Linked DNA regions of Homo sapiens: region 2 is linked to region 1. A link is a loop called in an ENCODE intact Hi-C map of the cell type or tissue named here. Cell type or tissue: B cell. All regions are shown on one strand. Links, peaks and the distances in the headings refer to the core of each region. The heading gives the core; the rest is flanking DNA.

Region 1 (7,113 bases), core at 722-5,721:
AGGAAATCATGAAAGAGATTATGGATGTGGCAAAAAGGGTGGGGAGTGAAGAGTTTTGGGCTATGAATCTTGGAGAAATTCAAGAGCAAATAGACACTACACCAAAGCAATTAACGGAAGCCAACTTGATGGAGATGAGTATATCTGAACCAGTGCCGGACTGTGAGAAAAAAGATACAGAAGTAGCAGTGTCAGGAAGCAAATTGACATTAGACAATCTAGCAGAAGAGTTCTGATTTTTCAAGACTGCTTTTGACTTCTTTTACATGAACCCTCCTATGATTTGGGCACTGAAACAAAATCAAACAGTTGCAGAAGGATTGGTACCCTTATAGAAACATTCTTAGAGAATGGAAAAGCAAAAAAGACAGAAATTATGACGTATTTCTGTAAAGTTACACTAAGTGTGCCTGTTTCTCCTGCCTCCCCTTCTGTCTCCTCTATCTCTGCTGCCTCTGTCATCCCTGAGGCAGCAAGACCAAGCCCTCCTCTTCCTCCTCCTCCTCAGCCTACTCAGTATGAAGATGACAAGGTGAACACCTTTATGATTCTCCACTTCCACTTACTAAATAGTAAATATATTCTTTTCCTTTTGATTTTCTTAATAAGTTTCTTTTCTCTAGCTTACTTTATTGTAAAAATATGGTATTTTAATACATATACAGAATATGTGTTAATCAACTGTTTATGTTATCAGTAAAACTTCTGGTCAATAGGAGGCTATTAGTAGTAGTAAAGTTTTTGGGGAGTCAAAAGTTACACACAAATTTCCAACTGTGCAGGGGATTGGCACTGCTTACCCACATGTTGTTCAAGGGTCAACTGTATATTATTATAGTTAACCTTTACACTAATATACATATATGAATTAGCCTTTGTGTAATTTCCAATTTTTCACTTTTACAAACAATGCTGCAGAACATTTTTAGAAATAATTATTTGTATTTTTTAGTATCTCCGTGGGAAAATTTTATATATGAACTTTCTGATTCAAGGATATGTATATTTTAAAAACTTTTGGTTTTATTGTAAAAATAGTACTTACTCATGAAAAAATGAGAAATATGGAAGTATGTAAAGTACAAAATTAAAGGTTCCCTCACCACCTATTTCAGTATGCATCCCTGAAATATGTATTTCACATTGTTGAAGAAATTACCAAATTGCTCTCTCAAAGGTTGTGCCTGTTGATTCCATCACCAATATATGAAAATACCTGTTTGTCCACTTTCTTCCTAACACAGGTTATTTTCAATCCTTTAAATATTTTCAAATTTAATTTGCAACTTTTAAATATTTTGTTATTATGTTTTATAGAGACAGGGTCTGTCTCTGTCACCAAGGCTGGAGTGCACTGGCATGATCATAAATCACTACAGCCTTGAACTCCTGGGCTCAAGTGGTTCTCCCACCCCAGCCTCCCAAGTAACTGGAACTACAGGTGCACACCACCACACCCAGCTAATTAAAAAAAATTTTTTTTACATTTTTGTAGAGACGGGGTCTCACCGTCTTGCCCAAGCTGGGCTTGAACTCCTGGGCTCAAGCAGTACTCCCACCTCAGCCTCTCAAAATGCTGGGATTATAGATATTAGCCATTGTACCTGGCCTAATACTGTATTTTAAATTTGCATTTGCTTAATTATTAGTGAGACTGCACATCTTTTTAATTTTTTATTTTTCTGAGACAGGATCTCATTCTGTCACCCAGGCTGGTGTACAGTGGTGTGACCTCGGCTCACTGCAGCCTCTGCCTTCCCAGCTCGGGTGATCCTCCCGAATAGTTGGGACAATTTTGTCTAGAGATGAGGTCTCACTGTATTGCCCAGGCTGGTCTCCAACTCCTAGGCTCAAGCAATCCTCATGCCTCAGCTTCTCAAAGTGCTGGGATTACAGACATGAGCCACTGCACCTGGTCCATCTTTTCTTTGTTTAACTTTTTAAATGGTGCTTCTGTTCGCTACCTGTTTTTTTCTTTTGCCTATTTGCTACTAGGTTGTTTATCTTTTTCTTATTAATTCGCTGATATGTGAGGTTTTGTTTTATGAAGCTTAATCTTGCTGGACATAAAATTATTGGCTGCTAGGTTTTTCTTTTTTCTTTCATCACTTTGAAAATGCCATCCCATTCTCTTCTGGCCTGTGAGAGTTCTGCTGAGAAGTGTGCCATTAGTCTGATGGGGTTTCCTTTATAGGCAACTAAGTGTGCTTTTCTCTTGCCGATTTAAAATTTTTTTCCTTCACTTTGACTTTAGACAGTCTGATGATAATATGCTGTGGTGAAGTTTTTTTTGCAGTTTATTTTCCTGGGGATTGCTGGGCCTCCTGTAGCTGGATGTCTAAATCTCTTTCTTGACTTGGGAAATTTTCATCAATTATTTCCTTAAATAGGTTTTCAGAACTTTTTGCATTTTCTTCCTCCTTGAGAATACCAATAATTCGTAAGCTTGGTTGCCTTATGTAGACCCTAATATCTTGATGTCTTTATTCATTCTTTTTTCCTCACTTTTGTCTGATTATGTTATTTCAAAAGACTTGTCTTCAAGTTTTGAGATTCTTTTTTTCTGCTTAGTCTAGTCTATTTTTGAAGCATTTCAAATGTATTTTGTAATTCCTTCAATAATTTTTCAGACCCAGAATTTCTGTTTGTTTTTGAAATCTGTCTCCTGTAAATTCCTCATGTGCATCCTAAATTGATTTTCTGATTTTCTTTATATTAGTTTGCAGATTTCTCTTGCATCTCATTGAGCTTCTTTAAAATCAATACTTTGAATTATTTATCGACATTTCAAGGATTTTTGTTCTGCTTAGGATCTATTGCCAAATAATTATTTTGTTCCTTTGAGGGCGCCATAATACCTTGCTTTTTCATACTTCCTATATGTTGATTTCTGTGTATCTGAAGATGTGACTATGATGCTGATTGGGTAGGGCCATTTGTCTGCATGAAGTGACAAAGACTTTGTATGATTTCCTTGGATATACATAGCCTTAATGCGGTAGCTTTCTTGAATGCTGGTTGTAGTGGCGTACCAGGCAGTGAGCAGACACACAACCTCCTGTGCAGCTGTGATGTCATGGGTGATAGGGGCAGTAGTTGTGAGAAGCTCTTCTCTTTCTCAAGTGCTGTGCTCTTGTGTTAATTGTTGCAGTGGGCTCTTCAGGCTGTCCCAGAAGGTGGATTGGGCCATGGAACCCCCAGGGGCCTGGATCCTGCACCCTATCTTGGAGTGGGGGGCAAAGCTGGAATGGAGCTAAGTTAGCTAGGCCTGCACTCAGACCACCTACCCTGATGGGAGTGGCTACCTACCCTGATTTAGGCCTCTGGTAAAATACCTGGGTTAGGGCTGACCACTGTTATGCTGATGTCTCAGCCTGGGAAGGGAGGGTGGTTCTAGCTTCACAGCCTTGGCTGGCAGACATGGGACCTGCTTCCCTCTTACACCCCAGTCTTGGCAAGGTTCATGCCCCCATCTCAACTATGTTAGCCAGTCTGGCTGTTCACTTAGTCACTACAGTTTGCTTCTCGTCTGCAGTGCAGTCTTGGGCTATAGGAGTCACTGTGCAGCTCAATACTACACCTCTCTGGCACTTCTCCTCCTCTGGTCCATGGGTGGGGTTGGGGGGAGCCCAGTTTCAGCACCAGCAGCTGGAGCCCATACCACACTCATTTCTCAGTTCTGGCTGTGGGAGCCCCTCCCACAGGTTTCAGTTCCCCAAGCCCCAGCCTGAGTCTCTCTACTGCCAAAGACTGCTGCTGCTGTGGCTAGCTCCCAGGCGTGTGAGGTGCAGCTTGCTAAGTAAGAGCTAGGAAAGAGAATAGGGTCCTGCTGTAGGTGTCCAGTCTGAAGGAATGCCTGGGATACTTCCTCAAGCAGTTCCTTCTCACAGTCTCCTGGCTGCTCCGCATGTTAGATCTAGGGCTTAGAAGGGGCAAGGTACTTTCCTGTGGTCTGGATTGCTCGATTCCCTAGTGGGAAAGTGGACCACAGAGAGATATGTACCCTTTTCCATATTGGGGATTCACTCCTGGTTTTTGGCCGGTCCTGGCCATACGGGCTACCTACCTTCCTTCTTCTCAGATTTTGGAGTTTCTTTTTGCTTTTCTGTTGGACTCATTGCTTTTCATGTCAAACATATTATCATGGATAATATGTTCAAAGTATGATTGTCTACACACTATTTTGGTTCTTCTGAGTTTATGAAGTGTGCTAGAAAAGCCTCTAGTCAGCCATCTTGGGCGAAAAAAATCTCAAGATGTATCTTTTTCTTAATGATTTGTAAGAGTTCTTTTTAAAAGTCTTTTTAAATTTATTCTATTTATTTTCTAGAGACAGGGTCTTGCTCTGTTGCTCAGGCTGGAGTGCAGTGGCATGATCATAGCGCACTATACTTTCGAATTCCTGAATTCAAGCAATCCTCCTGCCCTAGCCTCCCAAGTAGCTGGGACTACAGGCAAAAGTTCTTTATACATTAAGGGACTTTGCTTTTTTACAAATATATTTTTGGTCACCCTGTATTTTGGGTTTGTTTATGATGTATTTTGGCACCCAGAAGTTTTTTATTTTTCTGAAAAATATTTTATACCAACCATTCTTTCAAAATTATAAAACCTAGATCAACTTTCATAGCTGCTTTTCTCGGCTAAAATTAAGCTAAAAGGACACTTAATAAAAGGGGCAAGGATAGGGGATCATGGGAGGAGTTAATAAGAAAGCATCATGCAGCCCAAAGTTTAACACTTCCACTTAAAGATGCAGGCCAACAGGGCTTTTTTGCTTAAGGTGTCTCAGCCAGCAGCAAGATGGCCTACTCATTTGCCCTCTCAAAGCCAGCTCATTATAGAATTCCGTAATAATCTTGCCCTGACCTTACTACCAAGGCTGCTGTTTCCAGGTCAAGAATCTCCCTTCTAGTGCTCATCATTAATGAGGTAATACCAGTGAAATGTCCCTCCTTGCCCCTGCCCTTAGGTAAAGCTGACTCCCAGTGTGGCCAATACAGTCTCTATTTGCCTAATATGGATGACATTTTGGAAGCAATTATGTGTATATTAGATAAATCCTGTCTACAGGCTAAATGTGAGTGACAGTCATATATACATAACTAGGAAAACGACTAATCATAAGCAGGAGTTGTACAAGATGTGCTTTTGTTTATGATTAAAAGACTGCTGATTAGAACTAGGGTGTTGGAAACATCTGGTCATTCATTACTCTGCTTAAAAGCCTGTGATGAATCCCTGTCTCATGCAGTATATAGGCCAAACTGCCTACCATGGCACATGAGGTCTTTCACATCCTGCTCCTAACCTATTTTTTCAGTCAGCTAAACACTATGCTAAGCACTTTCATTTCACACATATTTATTGAGTACCTGCTAGTTACCAAACATTGTTCTAGGTTTCGGTGTTCGTTGTCCCTGCCCTCACAGGCTTTCTGGCTAGTTAGGGACACAAAGAATCCCACATAACCAAAACAATCTATAGAGTAGTCAGGGTGGACTTTTTCTGAGAAAAACGCATATATAAACTGAGACCAGAAGAGTGAGAAGGAACTAGTCCTAAGAAGAGATGGGAAATGAGGGGAAGGTGTTCTAGGCAGTGGGTACAGCAATGGCATTGAACTTGTAGTTTGGGTGTTCTAGGAACAACAGAAGGCTGGCACAGCCAGAGCTCAGGGGAAGGGAGAAGACCCCAGTGAGTTGCTGTTAAACCTGTGGGTAGGGGCCAGATCACATAGTACATCGTAGAGTATAGTAAAGGAATTCAGATGCAGCACAATGAGGTACCTGAATCGGGGTTTGGCCTGGGGTTGGGCTGGCGACAAAACTGTGTAGTGGTTTTAAGCCTTATCTAATTTATCTGCATCACAACTCTCTGAGGCAGGTATTACTAATAACCAGTTTTATGGATGAGAATCCTGAGGAAGAAAGTTGGGTAATTGTTCAAGGTCACACAGTTGGAAAGTATTGGAGCTTCTGGATCTGTCTAACTCCAGAGCCCATGTTCTCAAATGTAATTGTATATACAGTCTAATTGGTTTATTTTGTAAGTAAGGGAATTGAGATTCAGAAAAATTAAAAATAAACTAGAATGATTAAGAGGATGTGAGGCACTGTTTAAAAAATTTATGCTCTTCTTCCATCTGGAAAGATGAAGAATGAACTTTTGATCTGGTGGAAGCTTCTAACACTATGAGGCACCTGAAGAGGGCAATGCTGACTTATTCACTACAAAAATAGCTTAGGCATCTTTTGAAGCTTCAGATAAGTAATTCACAGGTCAAATAAAAGGAAGTGCTTTTGATACAGTTGGTAGCTGATTATTTCAGATACAGATTAACAATGTTTCCAGTAGCTTTTAGGAAATCTGTAGAACAAGTTAGCAAAACAGAAAACCTCTTCTGTATAAAGCATACTAAAATACTGATGAAAATGTCTGTAAGAGAAGTTTAAATAACTAAGAAAATGAGGAAAAAATGAGTACAGGGAAAATGAAATTTTATAATAATAAAAAAAGAAAGCAATTTTAGTTGTAAGTTTTATAATATTTAAACATTTTAGTTTTATATGTCTTAAGAAATACTTAACTCATGGATGACGTTTTTTAATATAACTGAAAAGCCACTATAGAGGGGTAAAGGAAATAATATCCTTTCTTAGTTTTTACAGACAGAATGAAATTCTTATTTCTAGAGAAGTCCATCTTGATGAAGAAAGTGTGGTCAAGTCACTGCCAGGATGCCGGCTTGACATCTGGGGAAAAGGCTGAGGCACAAGTTCTTTTAGAGTCTTTGTTTGCTTATGCTGCATTTTTCTCTCAAAATACCCTCTCAGCGTATACAGTTGGAGTACCTGTCACTCAAGAAAAAATGTCCTTTAGTTCATGAGATTTTTACAACCTAAAATAGACTGACAATCAATTTTGATCTTTCTGTTATGATTCCCATTGTCCTGTCAGTTTCTCTCAGTCATACTGAGAACCCGACCACCCAATTTGGATGATTTTCTCTATCAGTTCAATCATACCACTTAACATCTTAGGGCTGTCAGATTTAAGGGAAGCAAAGTGTACTCTTGATCTCTCTAGATGTTTGGAAATTACTGAATGAGA
Region 2 (7,113 bases), core at 651-5,650, 270 kb before region 1:
ACTGGCGATCTGGATGTGTACATGCAGGTACGTGCAGGTACGTGCAGGTCACAGGGGATATGATGGCTTAGCTTGGGCTCAGAGGCCTGACAAAAATGTCACAAACCTGCTGTTCTTACTGAGATTCAGGCTGTTTTTCTTAAACATTCCTTCAATTGTTGCAAGCCTTTGGATAATTTCCAGAGTTCTGAAAAAGTTGACTTTGACCATTTTTGCCATTGTTCTCATCGCCTTTGTAGAGGAGATGCTTTTCAGAGCTTCTTCTCTGCCATTCCTCCCTGCCCAAGGATGAAAGCACCAAGCTGATGTTCACATGCCCTCTCAGCAAGGAAGCCAGCAGCCATACATGTTAGTGGTTCAGAAAGCTTCAGAACTCAAAATCATTTTTTTTGAAACAGAGCCTTGTTCTGTCACCCCAGGCTGGAGTGCAGTGGCGTAATCTCAGCTCACTGCAAGCTCTGCCTCCTGGGTTCAACCAATTCTCCTGCCTCAGCCTTCTGAGTAGCTGGGATTACAGGCGTGCACCACCACACTCAGCTAATTTGTATATTTTTAGTAGAGACGGGGGTTCACTATATTGGCCAGGCTGGCCTCAAACTCCTAACCACAAGTGATCCGCCCACCTTGGCCTCCCAGAGTGCTGGGATTACAGGCATAAGCCACCGCACCCACTCTCAAAGTTTTTTTTTAAACCTTTGTAACTTCTTCATAATTGTTACTTTTGTCATGCCAAGTCTATTTCTCCACAGGGTAAAATGCCAAGGTCCTGAGGTCCTGGGTTGGGTACTTGTGATAATTGGGTAGTAACTGAGTCACTGTGCTCAGGGAAGATGATTTCATGTGCCCTTTTCTGAGTTCACACACTGAGAATAACATGGTGTGCTCTGTGAGGTTCCTGAGAAAGCTGATATATATATATCAAGTTATACAGTGTAAATTAGCACAATTTGTATTTGTCAATTATACCTCCAGAAAGCTGTTTTTTAAAAATTATGGGGCATGTCAAAGGGCACAGAAGCTAGCTTGAAAGAGCTCCCAAAGCCTAAGCTTGGATAATTTGAACAACAAAATAAATAATGATAGTACTGGATTATAGTCCACAGAATAAAATATGCATGAGTCCATACTGAGCTAATTATATAATTGAATAGATACATAAATGGGGGAAAGGGACAGTTCTTCCTTATAGTAGAATTCCTATTTTAAAATGTAGGAGAGATGAAAAGATGAAAATAGGTAATCACAACTATGCAAACGAATACCGCATTAATAATTGCTGCAGGCAAGAACCATCTAGAAATTCTAAAGTCAATAGGTAAAGTATGGTAAGATATAGGATATTTGCATAATCTCAAAGCATTTTCCTGCAATACTTATTAATTGTGAAGGAAAAATAGCAATTTAACCAGGAGGAACTTGACAGTTCCCCCCTTCTTAACCAAGAGATGAAAGTTAGCATCACTACTAATAAATAAGACGTATCAACATCATGCATCCCCTCATATGATGCACTAAGAACATGGCAGTATTCTCGACAAAGACAGATTACCTCAACCTAATCATGAGAAAATAGCGGACAAACTGAGGGACATTTTACAAGATAATTGACCATTACTCTTCAAAAATGTGAAGGTCGTCGGGTGCAGTGGCTCACACCTGTAATCCTGTAATCCCAGCACTTTGGGAGGCCGAGACAGGCAGATGGCTTGAACCCAGGAGTTCAAAACCAGCCTGGGCAACATAAAAAAAAAAAACCTATATATGTAGTGGGGATAGGGTTTTATATATATTGTATATATATACACTATGTATATACTATATATATATACACACTATATATACTATATATAGTGGGGACAGGGTTTTATATGTAATATATATATGTATATATATATATATATATATATATATATATTAGCCAGGTGTGTTAGTCCATTCTCACACTGCTGTAAAGATAGTACCCGAGACTGAGTAATTTATAAACAAAGGAGGTTTAATTGACTCACAGTTCCCCAATGCTAGGGAGGCCTCAGGAAACTTACAATCATGGCAGAACGGGAAGCAAACACATCTTACATGGTGGCAGGCAGGGGAGAGCCAGCAAGGGAAAACTGCCTTATAAAACCATCAGATCTTGTAAGAACTCACTCACTATCCCGAGAACAGCATGGGGGAAACCATCCCCGTGATCCAATCACCTCCCACCCGGTCCCTCTCTCAACACTTGGGGATTATGGGGATTACAATTTGAGATGAGATTTGGGTGGGGACACAGAACCAAACCATATCACTAGGTGTGGTGGCACGCACCTGTGGTCCCAGCTACTCACGAGGCTGAGGTGGGAGGAGTTCCTGACCCCAGGAGGTCGAGGCTGCAGTGAGCCCTGATGGTCGCGCCACTGCACTCCAGCCTGGGTGACCCTGTCTCAAAAATAAAAATAAAAAATAAAAAAAATAAAGTGTGAAGGTCAAGAAAGATGGAGGAGCTATCACAGATTAGAGGAGTCCAGGAGACAAGACAAATAAATATAATAGAAGATAATGAATCATTGGATCCTGGACAAGAAAAAGAGCATTAGTGAGAAAGCTGGCAAACTTCAAATTATATCTGTGGAGTAATTAACGGTATTGTACAAATGTCCATTTCCTGGTTTCAATTATTGTCCTGCAGTTACTCTTAGGAATGTTAATATTAGGGAACCCTGAGTAAAGGCCAAGCAGAACTTCTTGTACCATTTGTACAACTTTTCTGTAAATCTAAAACTATTTCAACATAAAAAGTTTTAACACTCATTAAACAACTATGTCAAAATTCGTTTTTCCCTGAAAGCACAGTTGTGAACTCTTTCTTTGCTGATAGGTTGCTAACAAAATTATGTGAAAAGCCGCAATCCAGTCATTTGTAACACAGGCACCTTGGGCCTTAACCTTTTCCAGACCACAGCTCTTTAGTAATATACATTTTGGCCAGTAGGTGGCAGCACTTGACCAGTTTACCATCAGCAAAACCCAGGGGAAAAGGGAGCATAAAGAGAGGGAGGTAAAACAATGAGATATCCAGAACACAGGAGCAGAAGGTGACAAAGTCATTATTTGATGGACAGTCACTATAGGGAGATGCCATTTTTATGGGGATTTACATGATGAGGCAGGGAGGAATGAACTTGTAAACAGTGATGTAAGGCTTGGAGGCAAAATTACCTGCCCCTACCCCATCCCCACCCTATCCCCTACGCTTTCCCCTAGCCTGGGGCATCAGGAAGGAGCCCTAAGCATTACTTCTGGGTAATCACTGGGTGATTAATACCACACTGGTGAAAGAAGAATAAAGGGTGACTTGCAAATGTTTCACACTTTCAAAAAAATGAATTACAAAGAAATTATAAATTATATGCTAGTATAGGAAGTTCCATCATTTAAAACATATTTTAAAAATAAAACTATAGCCAAATTATGTATTTGTGTACATATCTATGTATGTATTTGGAGACGATCTTGCTCTGTCACCCAGGCTGGAATGCAGTGGTGTGATCACAGCTCTCTGCAACCTCAAACTACTGAGCACAAGCAATCCTCCTGCCTAAGCCTCCCAGGTAGCTAGGAATACAGGTGTGTGCCACCATGCCCAGCCTCCAAATTTATAATTTTTTGTTGCGGGCCTGGGAGGAGCTCCACTCAATTCTCTTCTGTCTTCTCTCACAAACCCAAAATCTGCTCACCATGTGCAGTTGCCCGAGCCTATACCTGACCACAGTTATCTCAGTTATCTGTTAGTTGCTGAGCCCCGGGGAGGTCAAGAAACTTGTTTTTGTTGTTTTTTTCTGTTTGTTTGTTTGTTTGGTCACCCAGGCTGGAGTGCAGTGGTGTGATCATAGCTCACTGCAACCTTGACCTTCTGGACTCAAGCTATCCTCTCGAGTTAGCTGGGACTACAGGTGTGCACCACCACGCCCAACTGATTTTAAAGTTTTTTGTAGAAATGGTCTCACTAAGTTGCCCAGGCTAGTCTCCAACTCCCAGGCTCAAGGGATCTCCCACCTTGGCCTCCTAAAGTGCTGGATTACAAGCATAAGCCACCGTGCCTGCCAAGAGACTTATTTAAAATACCAAGATTAACAAGTACCAGAGCTAGGACTTAAAGCCAAGACGTTGAGTAAGTCTATTCCCCCTTCCACAGTGCAGAAACCCATTCCAAACTCATGTCTTTTATCTGTGAAGGACAGGCTCAAAGGTGACAAGGATCTGAGTTGCATTTCAGCAGCAGATACCAAGGATTCCCTGATAAAGCTGAGTTTGCCAATTAGGCTGAACCCTCCCAGCCATGACTAAGACATATGAAATATTAATATGTATTTCAATAATGTTTCATATTCTGATTTTCCTAGGCGGGGAACTTCTGGTCCTCATTTCTCTACCCCACCTAACTAACCTTTTCTTTTCCCCAGTGGAAGGATAATTGTTGTGAAATGTAAAACCCAAAGTTTCTGACCAGAGCTTCCTGAAGCTTTTCCCAGAGTGACCTCAATCACTAGGCCTCAAACCAAACAAACAAACAAAGAAATCTATTTAAAGATATCCTTTCTACCACTCCTAATCCATAGCCTACTGCTAATGGACAGATGGGCATGGTGGTGCCTGCTCAGAGAGCTCCCCAGTGCTATCAAAATACTCAGTCAACGCTCACTGCCCAGCAGGCTGCACCTCCTCCCAGCCCACTCAGCAGAGCAGCCACTTGGAAGGATGTGTAGGACATGGCCTTCTGAATCAGCCAGAATCCAGCAGGGCTCCCTGGGACCTAGGCTTGAGGGATATTAGGACAGACAGGAATGAGCTTAAAGAGGCAGTTCCAATGGGAGCTGTTCCTGACTCTCAGGTCCAGGCCCAGGTTGGGGGCCACTAAGGGCAGCTGTCTCTATAGGAACCTCAAGGTCTAGTCCAAATCTTCCAGCCCAGGAAGCTGGAGCGCACCGATAATAGTTGGTTCTTCTCACTGGTTCCTCCTGAGAAAGGACTTCTTAGAAAAGAGAGACTCAGGCATGATTGAGGTTTCTATGCTTGGAGGGCCCTGAAGCCTCAAGTGACTTCCCTCTGCCTTCCCACCCAACAGGGAGTCTTTATTGTTCACTTTCATTCATAATATACTGAGACCCAGAGGGCAGGTTGTAGTCCTGGGACATGCTTTTTTTTTTTTTTTTTTTCCTGCTTTGGAACTTCTTGCTACATCTGCAGCTGAATGTGATAGGATCTGGGTAAGAGGGCTTGAATACTGTGATGCAAGAACCCTGGCTTTACATAACACATGTCCTGCTCTGCTGATGGTGCAAAACTTAATACAAGAACTCAACACCCACAAAGAGGTAACTCAAGAATCACAGCCATGTATGGCTGCAAACATTTTGATTTGCTGTAATTTCCTCTCCACACACCCCATCCCAGTTGTCAGTAATGACACTTGCTTCTGAGCAACCAGCACAAAAATGAAAATGTAGCATAGCCATGTTTATCCTGGTCTGGTAACCTTCAAGAACTCAAAGTTCAAGGAGAGGAAAAACACTGTTTTTTTAACTTCAGGGTACATCTTTTGCAAATAAAACTTTTTTTAGAGTCAAAATAACATTTTTACATGTAGCCAAATGGTATGGTTATATTCCTTTCTGCGTAAGGATTTTCTGGGGAAAAAATTAAATAAAATAATTATATTCTTTAATATATAATTCCTAATTAAAACTCAAATTTCCCAAATTGTCCTAAAAATGTCCTTTATACTTGGTTTCTCTAAACTAAGATCCAATACAAGACGATACATTGCACCTGTTTTTTAATGTCCCTATAGTCTCTCAATCTCTAACAGTCTCTTTCTGTCATGCTACTGACTGTTGACATGGCATCAGCTGACCTGCCAAATGCCAGGCCTCCTGGATGTGTCTAATGGCTTCTTAGTGATGTTATACAGCTTTTTCTCTATTCTTTGAATTTTTTGTAACCTGGAAGTTAGATCTAAAATTTGAGATTCAGGTAAACGTTTCTAAACTGACAGAATGCTAAGTGTATCTTATAAATGGAGAAAGTGTCACACGGAAAAGCTGAGTGACATAAATGATCATTATACAAGTTATATAAAGTATCAAACATGTATGAAACTGGTACTTCTCAGTTAGACCACATTTATCTTAATCTCATGAAACACAAAACCTACTTATTTATTCATTATATGAATGGAGTCTACTTAACTCTAACCTTAGAATCAAGTAAGTCACAAACATGAAATGTTTTGTATAGAAATCAGAATGTTACAGGCTTCTACAGGAAACTCCCTTGTGTTCTCTTGGGAAATGGATTTGTCTGTTTTTATTTTTGACTTACAACGCTATCCTGATCTCACTCCTCATTCTGGGCAAGGCCCAACCCCTTCTACTTTCACAACTGCTCTGCCTGGTCTCTACCTGCACCCTAAACCCATAAGGGACAAAAGCAAGAGTAGCAGCAACAAATTCAGGTAGAAGAAGCCTGGATATGTGAAGGTCTACCTTGCTCTCAAAGTTTATAAGCACTTCTCTTGGCAAAACTTAACTTACTCCTAAAATATTTTGCCAGGTTTTATTGAATAAATACTGTTTTATGAGCTTATCTCTTACTAAAGCAAGCCACCTTAAGGTGGCCTTGGCATTTTTTGTTTGTTTGTTGAAGGAAATATTGAGCCTCTCAATCATCCTTAAGCCAGGCCAGCTTCTACCCTCTGTTGTGGTGACCATGGAACACAGGGCAGCTGCTGGGAAGGATGAAATCCCTCTCCAAGTGCTAAGTTACCCTTGGAGCAAAAGCAAGGAGGCAAAAAGAGGGAGGGCTATAAAGGGGTATATATTATACATATGCCTGAATATGTACAGAATATTTCGGGAAGCCCAGATAAGGCTGCTAAGTGTGATTGCTGGGGGATGGGGGTTGGCGAGATGGGGAATAACTGGGGTACTGAGGATACTGGGGAAGAAGAAGACCAATTTTAATGTATACTCTTTTTTTTTTTTTTTCTTTAGAGACAGGGTCTCACTCCACGGTACAGGCTGGAGTACAGTGGTGGAGTCATAGCTCACTTCAGCCTCCTGAGTCGCTGGG

What was found. Peaks named below come from ENCODE experiments on the same cell type or tissue, not always from the same donor. Only the 100,000 strongest peaks of a DNase experiment are listed, where the experiment ranks them.
Region 2: a loop joins it to region 1, with 4 times the contacts of the local background. A loop is called at or near these places in 6 of 110 quality-filtered maps.

Annotation. Positions count from the first base shown.
Region 1 is chr15:52,462,873-52,469,985 of GRCh38, reverse strand. The region is part of intron 1 of MYO5A (myosin VA); the gene reads left to right. Among named protein-coding and RNA genes, the nearest start is that of MYO5A, 62 kb to the left of the region's middle. RefSeq lists enhancers at 3,534-3,823, 3,468-4,223. In B cell, for the core only: CTCF peaks have their summits at 3,333 and 3,534; DNase peaks (open chromatin) are centred at 3,665 and 5,375; H3K4me3 peaks cover 345 bases; H3K27ac peaks cover 3,572 bases.
Region 2 is chr15:52,731,537-52,738,649 of GRCh38, reverse strand. No RefSeq gene overlaps it. Among named protein-coding and RNA genes, the nearest start is that of ONECUT1, 55 kb to the left of the region's middle. In B cell, for the core only: CTCF peaks have their summits at 2,783 and 2,991 (motif pointing right); DNase peaks (open chromatin) are centred at 2,969, 5,159 and 5,299; H3K27ac peaks cover 597 bases.